Regions from separate parts of the Mus musculus genome. Here region 2 is linked to region 1. A link is a contact called in ENCODE Hi-C or POLR2A ChIA-PET data. All regions are on one chromosome and are shown on one strand. The core of a region is the stretch at or near the end of the contact, and the rest is flanking DNA. Distances in the headings are between cores, read along the strand shown. Region 1 has its middle 18 kb from the start of Gm40164. Region 2 has its middle 30 kb from the start of Ddah1.

Evidence for each region. A loop is a pair of places that touch in the nucleus more often than their neighbours do. ChIA-PET counts read pairs that join two places held with the same protein, here RNA polymerase II (POLR2A).
Region 2: POLR2A ChIA-PET joins it to region 1 with 14 read pairs in Patski. The contact joins two enhancer-like sites. A Hi-C loop is called at or near these places in 1 of 37 maps with a recorded cell type or tissue (gastrocnemius). POLR2A ChIA-PET finds 5 or more read pairs at or near these places in 1 of 5 experiments (Patski).

What each region holds. Positions count from the first base shown.
Region 1 is chr3:145,610,971-145,618,678 of GRCm38, forward strand. No RefSeq gene overlaps it. Among named protein-coding and RNA genes, the nearest start is that of Gm40164, 18 kb to the right of the region's middle. Within about 2 kb of position 3,966, at least 1 of the 3 ENCODE cell types and tissues checked has a DNase peak (open chromatin) inside an H3K27ac peak, as active enhancers do.
Region 2 is chr3:145,725,279-145,732,986 of GRCm38, forward strand. No RefSeq gene overlaps it. Among named protein-coding and RNA genes, the nearest start is that of Ddah1, 30 kb to the right of the region's middle. Within about 2 kb of position 4,458, at least 1 of the 3 ENCODE cell types and tissues checked has a DNase peak (open chromatin) inside an H3K27ac peak, as active enhancers do.

The sequences.
Region 1 (7,708 bases), core at 2,716-5,215:
AGATTTTTTTATCATGGTTCTATTTTCCTTCTCTGTAACATGAAAACTGCATTTGTTTACCCACAAATCACTGAGCCAAAAGTCAGTTGATATGAGACCCCGTTGACGTGGAAGATTGCCTTTAAATCTAGCTCTAGTAGCACAATGGCAATTACTACCCTTTAGAGACACTGTGTGAGTGCTGTATTTTGGAAGTTGCAGGATCATATTAGCCAATGAGTTGATGCATGCAACAATGTTTCTTCTACCTGAATTTACACTCTCTACTTTGATTGGAAAGTGATTTCCCCTCAGTCTCAGCATTTAGTCGGGGTTGATATCTCCATCGAAACTGCTGTCTGGGCAGCAGTGACTGGGTTAGAAATGGGCATATCATCCATACCAAGGTAAAATGGCCTCTTACAATTTAACTACCTCTTCCCTGCTGGGCTTACCTCTGTAAGGATGTAAGTATTAGATCCCTTATAACCATTTGTGGTACCACAAAGGGGACTGAGGGAGTAACTCAGGGGCATTTTGCTTTCACTCTTGCCATTCTGCGCTGTGTTCCCTTCATTTCCAGCAATGGCAGTTAAGCTTTCTGAGTGATACAGAAAGTGTGGGGAGAGTCAAACAAGCAACTCCTCAGAGAGGGCTTGTCATCCTTTCCAGAGGGTTCCCTCCAAGGTACATGAGTCACACTGCAAATGACCAAAGCTTAGAACCTTTGGTCACTTGGTGGAGCTCAGCTAGACGTCCCACGTGCCTCAGGGTGAACAAGGTGATTTTGAGGTGCTTCTTAGACTTTTTTTTTTCTATTTTAGCAAATACCATCATAATGATTACCAGGAAAATAGGACTTTTTACATCAAACTTAACAATTTTATGGGTTTGGGTGCAATGCTTTAATTGGAAGAGAAAATAAAGGTTAGAAAAACAAATCTTACTTTTTTTAAGGGATTGCCCAGTTGCAAATGAAGGTTGAGAAGTATTAAATGTGAAATATAAAACTGTAAGGGACCCTGGAGATCCTACTCTTGACTCCCACCTTCCTCTGTCTTCAGCATCAGAGTTCTCCCCAGTGTGGGCCTCATAGGTGGCCATCTTGCTTCTGCTTGACCATGTCCAGGGTGCTATGCTACCACCACTTGAGGCACACATACCGTTTGCCAATTCTAACAGAAAGGCCTTCCTTGCTGAGCCAGATTCAGCACCCCCTTGAAATACCTTTCCATTTAACTCTGCTTCTGCTCAGTAAAGGCACCTTCAGTGTTCCAAAGCCATGACTTTGCACCTCCTGACACACTCCTAATTTTATCATAGCTGATGGCTTTTGATCATCATTTTCTTTCCTTTCTGTTGATTCAGTACTCAGTGGTCTCTATATTTGCTTTGAGTCTAAAATAACAATATACCTGCAGTACAGAATAAACCAGAACTATTCCAGCTTTTGTCCTGAACCTTAGGTTTCTGTGAAGGCAGCCTCCACTCATCATACCCCATGATTGAACATTGAATTACAGCATTAATCATTCTACTTTGCAACCCTCCCTCCTGTTCCCTGTGCCAGGGATGGGGATCAAACTGTGTCTCTTGTGTACTAGGCAAGCTCCTGCCACTGAGTCAGTCGCAACCCTTAGTCCTGCTTTCTGCTTGTTCGTTACCTGTGCCATTTATGCCATAGTCAGTTGACTGAGTGAACTTTCCGTTTATAATTCCTAACTTACTCATCCTGAGTCTATCAGCCAATTCATTAAACCCATAGGTAGGCCTTGAGAGTGTCCCTAGATACTTAATAAAAATAGGTTTTATTCAAGTATAATGAGTGAAGGACATTAAAAACCTGGGATCTAGTATGTATCCAGAGATTGATATAGATTGAAAGTATAAAGAATTCAGCGTGACCTAACGTTGTCAGTACCCCTAGTGGTGAGTGCACAGAATGCATGCCTCTCCAATTCAACGTGACATTCTTCCCCTGCTGCAAAGGCCAACTGTCTTTGTTCTAAAGGAGCTGATTTGGAAGTTAAATCGGATTGAGTTCAGTATTAAGCATTTAAAGCACTTAGATGATATTCTCTCAAAAGCATCCATAAGCCTCCACTAACCAGTCAAATAATATGATTCTATTTTCATGAGTTCTGCATAATAAAGATTTCAGCACATCAGTACTTACATACCCTGGGTGATAACGTGGCCCACAGTCTGTTAATACGTAGTCATTATAAAACTGAAAATAAAATCAGCCCACATGGGGTAGATCTGACCATCATAACTTGTGTGTTTGGGTTTGGACGGCTGCTACCCTGAAGCCCTTAACTGAGAATGCTTTAATTTGATGAATTTCCACAGCCCTGGGGCTTCCCAGGTGAGAGTGAACAGCGGTGATGAAGGGAGAGTGGAAACCAGCTGCCCATTTCTCTTTCACTACTGTTAGCTCAACAGCAATCTGGAAAGTACACAGATGCCTCTTGTATTAAAGGCCACTCTTCAGTGTCACCTAGGGAGGAAGCAGCATGCCGCTCCCCTCCCACACATAGCCCTGCAAAACTGCTGGGCAGGAAGGAAGAGACTGATGAGACAGGAAGTGGAAGAACTTTTCCAGTGTTCTCTTTCTGACCACTGACTTGCATCCCAACGGAATACTTTACTATTGGTATTGGTATTGGTATTGATTAGTATTAGCTCATTTACCTTACATCCCCATCACTGCCCCACGCACCCGGGATGCTTTTTATTAAGCATGAAGTTGCTGGCTGCATATGCCTGGGCAGACTTAAGTCTCCCCATTGTGCTTCCAAACTGACGGGGCTTGTCAGTCTTGGTATGGTCCCACCCGATCCGAGACTTATTGTTAGGCAAGAGGGCTTTAAAAAGTTAAATCCGGTGAAAGGCAGCAAAACCAGCTTCACACCCTGTAAAATATCTTCTGTTAGCAGCCCCATGGTTGCTTTGTTGTTAAGGTTTTTGAGGTGTATCACTTTTTTCCCCATCGATGGAAGAGCAGCCAGTACCTAGATATTCATCGCAGCCCAAACCATAAAGATGACTTCTGGGGTTAATACTTCTGGTGACCCCAGGGTTGGCACAGCTCTCCCACTCAATGCTTCTGTCAGCATTGGTACTGCCATGTTGAGAACGGAGTTCTGACAATTTATTCGCTTGCAGGACTTTTGACTAATTAGTCATTCATCACTAGATAATCAAAGGACTGTCTGTCTGTCTGTCTGTCCCCACTCGTCATTTCATCTGCCTCCCACTTCCTCGCTCAGATCACAGAGCCCTTCCTGAAGTATTACCAGTTTTCCATTTCTCTGTTCCCTCCTTTCTTTTAATAACTCTGGGAGACAGGGAGGCACCTTGTAAAGTTAATTTCCTCCAAAGCTTTCAAAGCAAAGGCATCGCTCAGGCCAGACACCACCACCCCTCTCCACCCCTCAGCGAGGTCGTACACCCCTCCTCGAAGCCTTAGTCACTGGGCTGTGCCCGCCACCTAGAATTTGCCAGGCCCCAGCTCGGTCTCAGGGGCACAGTGAGTTACCCTGTCCTTTGGTCATGGGGTGAGGTCCCTAGATGAGTCTCATTTATCTGTCTTGTCCCTTCCACATTCCACTTCCTAACGATGCCCCCTTCCCCTTCCCTGTCCTGTTACTTTCAGGACTCAGGGGCTGGCTGGCTGCCTGTACCTTGGATGGCATTTCCTCTTCAAAGGCCTGTGGCTTCAGCCACCCAGCTCCACTGAGCACACAAACCAATGGAATTGCTGCGGCTTTGTTGCCTGCCTCCTTGGAAAGCAAGGGTAGGTTTTTTATTTTTTTATTTTTTTTTAATACCCCTTTGGTTTCTTGGGGTGAAGCTTTTCTCGATCCGTTTTATTTATGCGAACACGACCTGTGGCTTTAGAGTGTTTGCTTTTGAATGTTTGTGTTAATGGACTAAGCTGAAAGCATTTCCTCTTACCGGAGAGGGCCTGCGCAGCTGGGGGCCAGGCTGCTCAGCTCTGGCAAAAGCTGTCCCAGGAGGAAGGAGTCGCCAGCCAGCCAAGGAAGTCTAGAGGCTCAGAGAGGAATTCACTGAGGCTCCGTGGGCAGAGACTCTGAGCCGCGAGCCTTAGCAACTCCTTTTATTAATAGGAAGGGCTGGACCAGGAGACACCTAGATTTTTGCAAATATGCTTTTTAAATTGTGCATATATTTACCAAAACTGTTTTTTAACAGCTGTGGTGTCTGGTCTTTTCCTCTATCCCCAGCCTTCTGAAGCATTCCTGACAATATTAACTCTTCCTGAACGTGGTCAGTCCCTAAGCCATTTGTCTGTTAGCTATCTAGATCAGCCTGTACATGTCTGTTTTCTCTTCTGTCTTCTCCCTCCCCAGTACGTAATGAAAACAGAAACACTCAAAAGTTATGGTTTTAGGCAAAGCACTGTAATTCGTGGCAGAGTGCTTGCCTAGCATCCACAAGGCCCTGGATTCAATTCCCAGGTCAGGGATAAATTAAGTCTCAGTTTAATCTTGTTCAGTAACTGGATAACCTAACCCTGGGGTAAGGAATGGAAGAAGAAGAGGCGGTGGTGAGGGGCCAGACAGGACTGTGCAATGAAAGTGAGGTCCTCAAGTATATCACTGGGGTCCAGAACGGAGTTTAAGGGAAACAGCTAGTCAGTTTTTTTGAGAGTGGATGCTATCCCATCATTATTACGGGAAATCCTGAGCCTTCCTGGGTCTACCAGCCATGGAAAGCTATAAGCAGTTGAACCAGTAGTGACAACTGACCTGGACAACTTGAGGATTTGAGCGTGCTGGGGACATACCTTCTTACAGACAGATGAGACTAACCAGAGCTAACTAGTTGGGAGTCTCTATGAGTTGGCCTAGAGGATGGACCTACCATGGATGTGGCCTCTGTTGTTAACCTCGAATAGACAGAGAGTTATTGTTAAAGACTGTATTAAGCAGCTGTGAGAGTTGATTCAGGCCGTAGAAAAGTTACAGAAGTTTTGATTTTTGGTTTTGGGTGGTGTCTGAGAGCTACTACAGTTTGGAAAACTATTCCATGGTTCTTCGTATGAACTGTGAGTTCAATGATGATGGCTCTGTTCATTCTCTATGCTTTTCTTGGGCAGGGTCTACCAACCATCGACCCTGCGACAAGTGTCGTTTCATGTTCATGCTCTCTCTCCTCAGTGTCAGAGTCAGACTTCTATCTAGCAACTTCCTCTGCCTAGGACAACACATGGTCTCAAAGTGATGCGGGCTCCCCTTTAACTCTTCCTTTGTTGTCCCCCTCCCAACACCAGGGAACGTATCTCCCTTCTCAACCAGCTCTGCCAAGAGAGAAACAAGGTCACCTTCTGTCTTTTCAATGGAATCTCATTAACCGCAGAAGCTAAGCTGATACACAGGGAGAGAGACTAAAGCCTGCTAACACCTGAGTAGACTTTTTATTTTTCTTAAAAGAATAGTTTACTTGATTATATTATTACATTTACTATAGTTTTTCTTTTTACAATTTAAATAATTCTTTTCATATACTATAGTTTAATCATTTTCCCCCTTCTCAGACTTTCCCTCTCATTCATTCTATTCTTTCTATTTCTGCCTCATTTAATATTCCAAACAGAACCATTCATAAACCATTGTCCATTCTGCATTCCTAAGGGACTTTGTTCTAGACTATCTGTTCTCCAGTCTTCATTACTGCTGGTTTTTTTTCCTTTAAGGCAGTCTCAGCATGTAGCCCAGGTGTGTTTCAAACTCATGATCCTCCTGCCTCGGCCTCACAGAGATCACAGGTGTGTGCCAGCCTCCACACCCAGCTAACAACTACTGATTCTTCCAGAAAGCAGTGGTGGGTTCTAACCCATCCACTGAAAAAGACCAACCATGCCCAGAGTGTACCCACTGGAGCAAGCCACACCAGGACACAGACACAGACACAGACAGACAGACAGACAGACAGACACACACACACACACACACACACACACACACACACCAGAGCAAGCAAAAGGAACTGCCGTGAGCCCTCCCCTGGCTACAGTGCGCATTAAGCCCCACTACAGTGCAAATTACTTTTCTGATCACTTTCTTTAGCTCTGCCTCCTTTAGTGAGCATTTAATTTGCTCTCCTGTAGAAACTAAAGCCAGATGCCACTGTGTCTGATGAACGGGATGACTCTGACGTGGGTGTTTACAGACAGTAATTAGAACCTCTTCAGTTCACGGAAATGTCACAACGCCCATCAGGTGCTTACTTTTTATGCTGCCTTGTTTGGACAGAATTCCAAAACATAGTGCATTAAATATACATTTTAAAATGAGAAAATAGAGATAAAAGAAAAATAAGGGCATAAAAATTGCTGCTGAGTATGGTGGCTGGCAAATGCAATCCTGATGCCCCAGAGGCTAAGGAAGAAGAATCGCTCTGAGTTCAAGGCTACATAGTATGTCTCAGGCTAGCCTGGGCGACTGAGTGAGGCCTTGCTCCAAAAACACCAGAAATTATTTTCAAATTAATATACCACGAGATTAACATATATTCACACAGTATCTAAAGTTTTATATATTTAATAAATTTGGCTGAGTTTTCTGAAGCCAGCTCAAAGTGGACATGACCAAGGACGAGGTAAGTCAATGCTGCTTCTCTTCTCTCCTTCCTGCCTCCCCCCCCTTTTTTTCTCTCTCTTTCTTTTAGTTATCCTTGAAGAAAAAGTTTCTCTGTGTAGCCCTGGCTATCCCAGAACTCACTCTGTAGACCAGGTTGACCCCAAACTCACAAAGATCCACCTGCCTCTACCTCCCTAGTGCTGGGATTAAAGCCATGTTCCACCACTGCCTGGCTCGTTTGGTTTTTTTAGACAGTCTCATATATCCAGATTGGTTTCGTACTCTTACATGATGACACTGAACTCTTGGTCCTTCTGCGTCGACCTCTTACTGGGGAAAGTTGCAGGTGTCCATCACCCTTCCTAGCAAACCCTTGAGTTTTTAGCAATGAAAGGAGTGCAGCTTCACAGTGGATATGAGTAGATAGATCATATGTTATACCATATATTACATACAACTGAGGAGAAAACCATTGTATTACCATAGTCTACCAGACCTGGGTGCACTCTAAAGGCAATGCTTTTCCTGTTCTTTCCTACGGCACACCCAGAGTCTTTGAGCCTTCTCTGTGAATCATGGCCCTTTCTCCCCTCTCTTCTCTAAAGGGCAAGCCGTGGGGAGATGGCTGCTCTGTCAAGCTGCCTTTTCGTTGTTTTGTTTGTGGCACCAGGAACAGATTTCAGGCCCTTGCACATGCTAGGCAGGTTCTATACCACTGAGCTGTACCCCAGCCCTCAGCAAGTTCTTGGTTCTTTGAGATGTCCTAGAGCCACTGTCGTGTGGTTCCAGGTCGAACTGTGGTCATTTTGGAGACACTTGTGTTTCCACAGTGATGTATGTCAGCAACCACAAAGCAAGCTGCCTGTGAGCTCATGTCAATCTGATACCCTGGGTTTATTTGCTCCTCGGGTTTCACTTTCGCTTATGTAATGGGCTGTGACATTTCTCAGTCATTACCTCATGCTGGGACCTTCTTTTCCTTTGTCTCTCCCTGATGACGCGTCCTGTTCTTGCCTCTACTCCCTTGGACCTCTGGGCTACAGTGTTCTCAGCTGGTAGGCGGAGTGGGTGGAAACTAGATTGTGTGGCCACTTCTCCGCCCTTCCCCAGACAAGGGCCGG
Region 2 (7,708 bases), core at 3,208-5,707, 110 kb after region 1:
AGGGGGAATCTATCTTCCGGTCAATAGTTGTGGACAGTGAAAAACCACCGTGTAGGGGAGCAGGGCGAGAGGGCACGGGCACTGAGCATCCTAACAACTTAGCCACCCACTGGCCATCTCTATAGCTCTGCAGAGAGCCCTAGGAAGCAAGGGAGGCCGGGCCTGCTCATAAAGAACTCAGAAGAGAACTAGTGAGAACTTTTTCCTGCAGATCAAGTTTCAGCAAGAAGATTCCTGGCCATGTAGCTTCAGCATTGCAGAAGAGATGGCAGTGGTCAGTAGTCACAGTGACACCAGTGATGCCATGGGAGACGCTGACACATGAGGTAGCATCCTAGGAGGCTCAAGCAACGAGGGCCCTGGCAGTGGGCGGGGATTGAGTGATAGGCAGGCAACAGACTGCAGGGTGTCTAACCACCAGATGTCTTCCCAGATGACAAGAGATTCTGGGAACCGGACTGGAATCCCAGCACCTGAGCATGTGTGGCCTCAGTCACACACATTTCTGAGCATTGTACTCAAGACCCTTGGAGCACATGTCCTGAAGTTACAGCAGCAGTCAGAAGGCTTCTCCGTGTGCTTAGCTTGCTTTGCAAGGATGGTGCAGAGGGTGCAGAGGACTGCTTCTAGGCAGGCTTGGTTTCCTTTTGTTTTGTGTGTATTGTATGTGGCTATGTGTGTGTATGTGTATGTGTGTGCATGTGTGTCTGTGTGTATATATATATATATATATATGTGTGTGTGTGTGTGTGTGTATGTATGTGTGTGTTTGTGTGTGTATATATATGTTTGTGTGTGTGTGTGTGTGTATGTATGTGTGTGTTTGTGTGTGTATATATATGTTTGTATGTGTGTATGTATGTGTGTGTTTGTGTGTGTATATATATGTTTGTGTGTGTGTGTTTATGTGTATATATGTGCATGCGTGTATGTGTGTGCATGTGTGTGTATATATGTGTGTGTTCTTGTCTTTCTGTGTGCAACACTCAGAAGGCTGAGGCAGAAGACTTTCTGTGGATTTAAATTCAGCCTTGGCTACATAGCGAGATCCTTCCTAAGTCCTTTCTTCAAAAAATAATCTCATTAAGCCTCTCTCTGCAGAAGTATAACTTTCTTTTTAGAAAGCAAATTGGAAGTTAGTTGACCCTGGGAGATACTGAAAATTATACAAGAATTGTCAGTTACCCAAAAGTTTTAGATCCAAAAGAGAATACTAACGATGAATTTTTATTCAAAATCTCTGGCTCAGCAAGGAAGGGCACTTACTGCCAAGTCTGACAACCTGGGTTCAGTCCCTGGGACCCACATGATTGGCTCGCATCTGCAATCACAACACCCCTGCAATCATAACAGACTCCTTCGAGTTGTCATGTGACCCCCCCTCCCCCCCAGTAAATAAATACAATGCAATAGAGAGCACCCAGAGCAAGGGTTGGAGCTGGCTCAACTGAGCGGGTTTGCTGCCCTTGTCCAGGACCTGAGTTTAGTTCCCAGCACTGCACACCGCAGGCTCACAGCTGCCTGTAACTCCCATTCCAGGGCATCTGACAGCCGGCCGCTTCTGCCCTCTGTGGGCACCGCACACACACACACACACACACACACACACACACACACACACACACACACAGCACACACACATTCACTTAGTATAAATGAACAAATATGTGGCAGGAAGAAATTTACTTCTCAAGGTCTGTGAGCTGTTAACTCGGGCGTCACTGGCTGAGTGTTCCACGCCCGCAGAGAGCCAGGCTCCTGGTCGTTCAGTGCCGCCTCAGCACTGCTTGTGGCTGTTTCATCACCTCCTGGGCTGTGTGACATTTTCTATTTCACTGAGGCCTCGTGTTTCTGACAGTTGTGTATGAAGGTGTTGGTCTGTGCCTGGCTTTCCACCTGCTCGCTGCCCCGCACTGTGGAGATGTTGCTACTGTCGTTAGTCCCCCAGTTCTGTTCTCTTGGGTTGAACCATCCTGGTGGTGCCCAAAACACTTCTGCTGCAGCAACATCCACCTTAATTTTCTGGTTTGAGTTAGTCAGGCAGAAAACACAAGCGGAGAGCAGTGCCTGTAAAGAGGCTTGGTTCTTCTCTGTGAACATCCGCACCTGAAGAAGGCCACGATAATCCTTGCGGAATGAGAACCTGGGCTTGCTTTCTGGCTGGGTGGAATTGATTGCTGAGACTCCTGCGGGGGCCTGTAGTATTGAATTAATCCACACGAAATTGCTGTCTGTATAAAGAGTCTGATTTGGCTCAACTGAAGAGGAAACCCAGCAGCCTTGGTTCCAGGGGTGAGAATTCTTTTAATTAGTTCTGTGTCATTAGGAGTCCATTGAAGACTATCTAAATTAACACACATCATTTAGAACTTGGAACCTGGAACCTGAAAGGTGAGATTTGTTTTTTTTATTCTTGCTCTTGGTGTTTTTGCTCAGTGTCCGTGTTCCCTGAACCTTAAGGAAGAATGGAGAGTGTATACAGAACCCTGGGCAAAGGCAAACAAATACAAATAGAAATATTACTTATTCGATTGCAGGTTAGAACTATCTTCAGTTCCCCGTGACAATAATTTAAACTTGCAGCTGTTCCTTTATGAATTTTTATGAGTTTTCTCTCTTTCTTTTTTTTTTCCTGCTGAGAAGACAATTCCACTACAGGAATATATTAACACGACGGCTTCCCCTCCCCTTTCCTCCAAATTTTTCAGTTATAATTCCATCTGTACTAAAAGCCAGTTCGGGCAGCCTTGGCCCAGACTTTTCTGCAGGAAAATCAAACCTCAGCTTCAAAATATAAACCAAAGGGCTGTTTTTTCCACCCAGGTCTTCTACAATTAGTTTCAGGTAAGTTACCATTAAAGTACTGTTCCTTAGAGCTAAAGGCAGAAACCCATCTACTTAATCATATTAATCAAAACATCTGCAGTCAAATATTCTCCTGTGTTAGTGTTCCTGGGTAGATTTAAATAACATTGACAGAAAACACTTATTTTCTCTCATTTTCAAATGTCAAGCAGGTTTTCAGAATCTGGTGTTCAGCACAGTTTGGGAGGCAGGAGTGGGGGGCGGATGGGGGAACCAATGATACACAATCCAGCTAAGGATGGTGTTTTCCTTTCTTCTTTAAGCCAAGAGCAATTACTTTTCATTTCGGGATTAAGACCTGCGGGGGTTGTGGCTGGTTGTTGGGGCTCCCAGTTGCAGCATGCCTCCTTGGTCCCTCGCCAGCCACAGCACTTGGCTGTGCAGGTAGCAGCTGGCGCTGGGAGTGCCTCTCCAGCCTACATTCCTTGGCCGTGAATCTCAAAGTCCTGTTTATCTGATGAAGACCTCTGGGTAGTGGATTGCTCATGACAGTGTCACACAGATCTTAGTGAGTGACATGGAAAGATACCGAATAGTTTTTCCTCTTAGAATGCCAACCAATCCTGAATTCCCCATCTCCTCCACTCGAGCTGATTGCCACAAAGGCCTGGGACTAAGAGCCAATGAGACTTTTCTTATGCCCACCAAAGTACAGCAGGACACATACAGGTCCTCTCTGTGAGCCTGTCACCGCAGTCTGTTCGGATTTTTAAAAATTACATCTGCGCCTTCAGTGAGCCTTACTCTGCATTGATAAGCCATTTCCACTGCACAGCAGTCTCTTGGAGTACCCTGGAAATTGGTTCCAGGACTTCCCTCCCACCAGAGGGTATAAGATTTGACATTTCTCAAGTCCCTGGTGTAAGACGGTGCACGTTTGCAGTAACCCTCCACCTTCCTGTAAGTTTCCATTGACTTTTATAACTACTACACTCAATAGGATGCAACATTATACACATATTATTATGTGCTCTTCAGAGAATTTTGACAAGAAAAAACTCTGTACATTTTCAACATTTCCCTTGAATTAAAAAAATTACTATCATGTGCACACGACATGCTTGTGGGGGCACACGCCACAGTATGAGTATAAGTATATAAGCGTTTTGCCTTCAGGTATGTCTGCTGTGGGCCACGTGTGTGCCTGGGGCCCATGGAGATGGTGGATACCCTGGAACTGAAGCTACAAACAAGTGGGAGGTGGAGAGTGAACCCAGGTCTTTAGCAAGAACAGCAAATGCTATTAACTGCTGAGCCATCTCTCTAGCTTCCCCACATCCAGTTTTACTTATTTTTTTAAAATCAAGCACGACTTAAGGGTCTGTGCTTGTATTTACAAACACCACCAGCAGCTTTAGCACACAAAAAGCCACTCTTCCCTAGGTTGTCAAGAGTTAGCATGGATGACTTTGTAGCTCCCACCCCATCCACCCCTTCATAGACCAACTTATTCATTCTTTGGGAGAGATGACCCAGAGAACTACAAAGACAAATGCAGATGAGGTGGGTGTGTGACTGAAGAACAGGAAGTCCGCTGTTACTGTGAGTAACCCAGAGTATTTGCCACAACTTGTCCAGAAGACGGTAGCTCTGTCTACAACAGGACTCCTCTCCTTTCTCTGGCTGCCCTCTGCTGGCACTGCTAGCCAGTGAGATAGTGACCCAAGCTGGGCATGTGGGAAGATGACTTGCTGCTTTGATGGACAGCTGGTTGAATCGCTTCAATTTGTGGGTCTACTGCATGGATCATCTGAACTTCCCTTTGCTGGGCCTTCGCCTGGGCAGCATTGACCTCCCAAGAGGCCTGGGCTGTTCTAGGAGCAGACATCAGTCTGCTCATCTGTGTGAGATGGACCAAATGGCCTTGTGTTTCCTCTTTGTCTTTTGCTTCTTTCATCTCCAGAGCCATCCCACGATGGCCAGCAGCTGAGCCAGGTCCTTCCCCTGCCAATCACAAATACCCTTCCCTGTTCACCAGTCCCTGGGAGCCTTCACCCACTCCATCAGTGAAAGGTATTTACAAGGGTCTGGGAAGCCTGACAATCTGCTAATGCAATGCTGGAGATAGCCCGAAAGAAACTCTAGGCTGGTTTCCTGTTTCCAAGGACAGCAGGATGTGTCAGCTGCTGGAGCAGCCGATGCCCTTGGAGAGGAGAGAAACTAGAGAGTGTGACCAGTCGGTGACCTCACCCTCCTGCTGTCCCAGGGGTGTGGACAGGTTTCTGCTCCTGGTGGCTAAATGTCAGTAAAAGGGGATGAAAAATGTGATTGTTTTCCTTTAAGAAATATTAAAAGGAGAGTGGTGTCTGGGAAGTAGAACCATTAGTGGAATCTATTCCAGTATTATGGTTAATTAATTTAGGGGGCTTTAATGCTATTTCATTATGCAGCCTTTGAGAGCTTTCTGGTAAATGCCTATCCCATAAATACTAACATGACTTCATATGTATAATTTCCCTTCAGAAGAGTGAGGGTGAATTATGACCTAGGAACTAATTTGCACACAGCTCTACCCAGACAATACAAAGATGCCTCTTGATGAACACCGTTCACTGCGTTTGGAAGCTCGGGAAAACACTCGGACAGGCCATCTACATTTTAAGGCCACGGTTGTCAGTCTGGTTGCGTCCCAAAGCAAAACACTTGGCCACCAGTTTCACCTTGCTAGGAACTAAAGAGCTGCCTTCTGTACTTTATGCTGATATTAAATAGTAAGCATTGAACTGTTGGAAGAAACAGCTCCGTGCACAGATAAATCGTTCCTCTAAGATGGCTGTGTTTCAGTGCATTATGTTCAGTCCTATTTATCCATGCCTCACATTTAATCAGCCAATTTTCTATTTATGAAATACGTATATAGGTTCCTTAGCTCTGCTCAGGTACAATACAGTCCAAGCACCAGCCCACACGTTCAAAGTCCCCGCCTTATGAACAGCCTCTTTTGGAATGTCAGAATTTTTAAAAGAAAATATTTGGATTTCATCATTTAGAAGGTGTGCTGTATTTGTTCAATATTATAGCAGTCTGTGATGTTATTGAAAAATATTTGTTTTGCCAGTTTGACAGCTTTCTAACAGAGCTCTTGGGTTTAGTTTTGTTTATAGTTCTGTGCTTCAATAGCTGGCTTGGGATTAAGTGGATGTCTGTGTTTTTGTCGAGAGTTTATTAATTGGTTGCCTCTGAAAAATATTTTAAGCGGAAAGTCATTCCCAAACAGCAGCGGTAGGAAGCAGCATTGCTGAGCTAACTGTAAGCCGTGTTCTCTGGTCATTCTCTCAGTGGACATACATTTAACACACGCTGGCTGACACTGACTTAGCCACAGGTGACGGGGCGCAGAGGTCTCCTCCAGAGCACATGTTGGAAGTCAGTTGTCCCTGGAACAGTATGGAAAGGCAGGGCCATCAAGAGATGATTCTGTTATTGGAGCAGAGCCGTCACAAATCGATCGAATGACAGTGCCTTCAAAGGGAAGGCTTAGTTACAGTAAGAGGAGATTCCTAACCAAGAGAGTGACTTGGCCCAGTTTCTAGATCCCCCTGGAGTATGCTTGCTTAGGAAGCAGCATGAAGCTCCCCCATGACTTCCCCAGCCAAGACAGCACCATGCTCTTGGGTTTCCCAGCCTCCTGCAGTGTTTTGCAATAGCAACAGAAAATGAATCGAGATGATAGAAACTGTAAACGTGGCCCCTGTCACCACAATAGATCTAGAGACTTAGAAATACATGTTACACTTGATGTCTTTAGAAGACTGCTTTAGGGTTCCCTGGGATGCCCAGCTCCTTGGATGCCCTTGTACCCTCTGTGAAAATGATGCAGGATTTGCATGTTATCTCTACACACCCTCCCGTGTGCTTCAAATAATCTCTGGGTCACTTGAGACACCTACTGTGATGCAAGTGCTATGGAAATGCATGCTTAAGTGTTTTGTCTGGGCAATAACGAGAAAAAAAGCATATGCGTGTTCAATATTGACACAAGCTTTAAAAATAATTTCAGTCTGCCCTTGGTTGATTCCAAGGAAGGGGGACCTACTGCTATAGTGTATTATTTCAGAACATTTGATTCATCTTTATATTGACATAGTCATAAAATACTGTCTTTAATATTATAACGGATGGACGGCTTATGAAGGCACAAGTTCAGGAACCTCTGAACACACACACACACACACACACACCCCAAATAAAAATAATAAGAGTTGTGAAAACTGGGCAGTAGCGGCACACACCGTTATTCCTAGCTCTGGGGAGGCAGAAGCAGGCAGATTTCTGTAAGTTTGAGGCCAGTGTGGTCCACAGAGAGTTCTAGGACAGCCAGGGTTACACAGAGAAACCCTGTCTCGGAAAAAGAGAAAAAAGAAAAATGATAATGGCCTCCCTTCTGGGCTGAGCAGCCCATGGGACACGCCCATTAGCTCCTGTTTGCTCAGCCAGTCACCAGGTGAGTCTTTGGTCCAAATCTACCCTTTGCGTTAGCTGTTAGAACACCAGTGCACATAACAGAACTTTAAGCGCATGTGACTCTTTTTGCTTGCTTATTACAATGATGCCCGTTCTGAAAAGAGTTGTGTGCAGCTGATTGAACTGACTACAGAGTCCCCAGTGGCTCTTGCCACTGAACGGACACACTACAGGGCAGCTGCCCAAGTCTGTGTCGTCTGTGTCAGTTGAGATTCAGACACAGGTGACCTCAGTCCAGTTCTACCCAGAGGCCCCAGTTCCTCATTTTATCTTCTGAGGAGGCAGAGTCTGGGCTGCCTTTGAACTTAAAATCCTCCGGCTTCCACTATGTGGGAGCTGGGATTGCAGATGTGAGCCACCAAGCTTAGTGCATAAATGT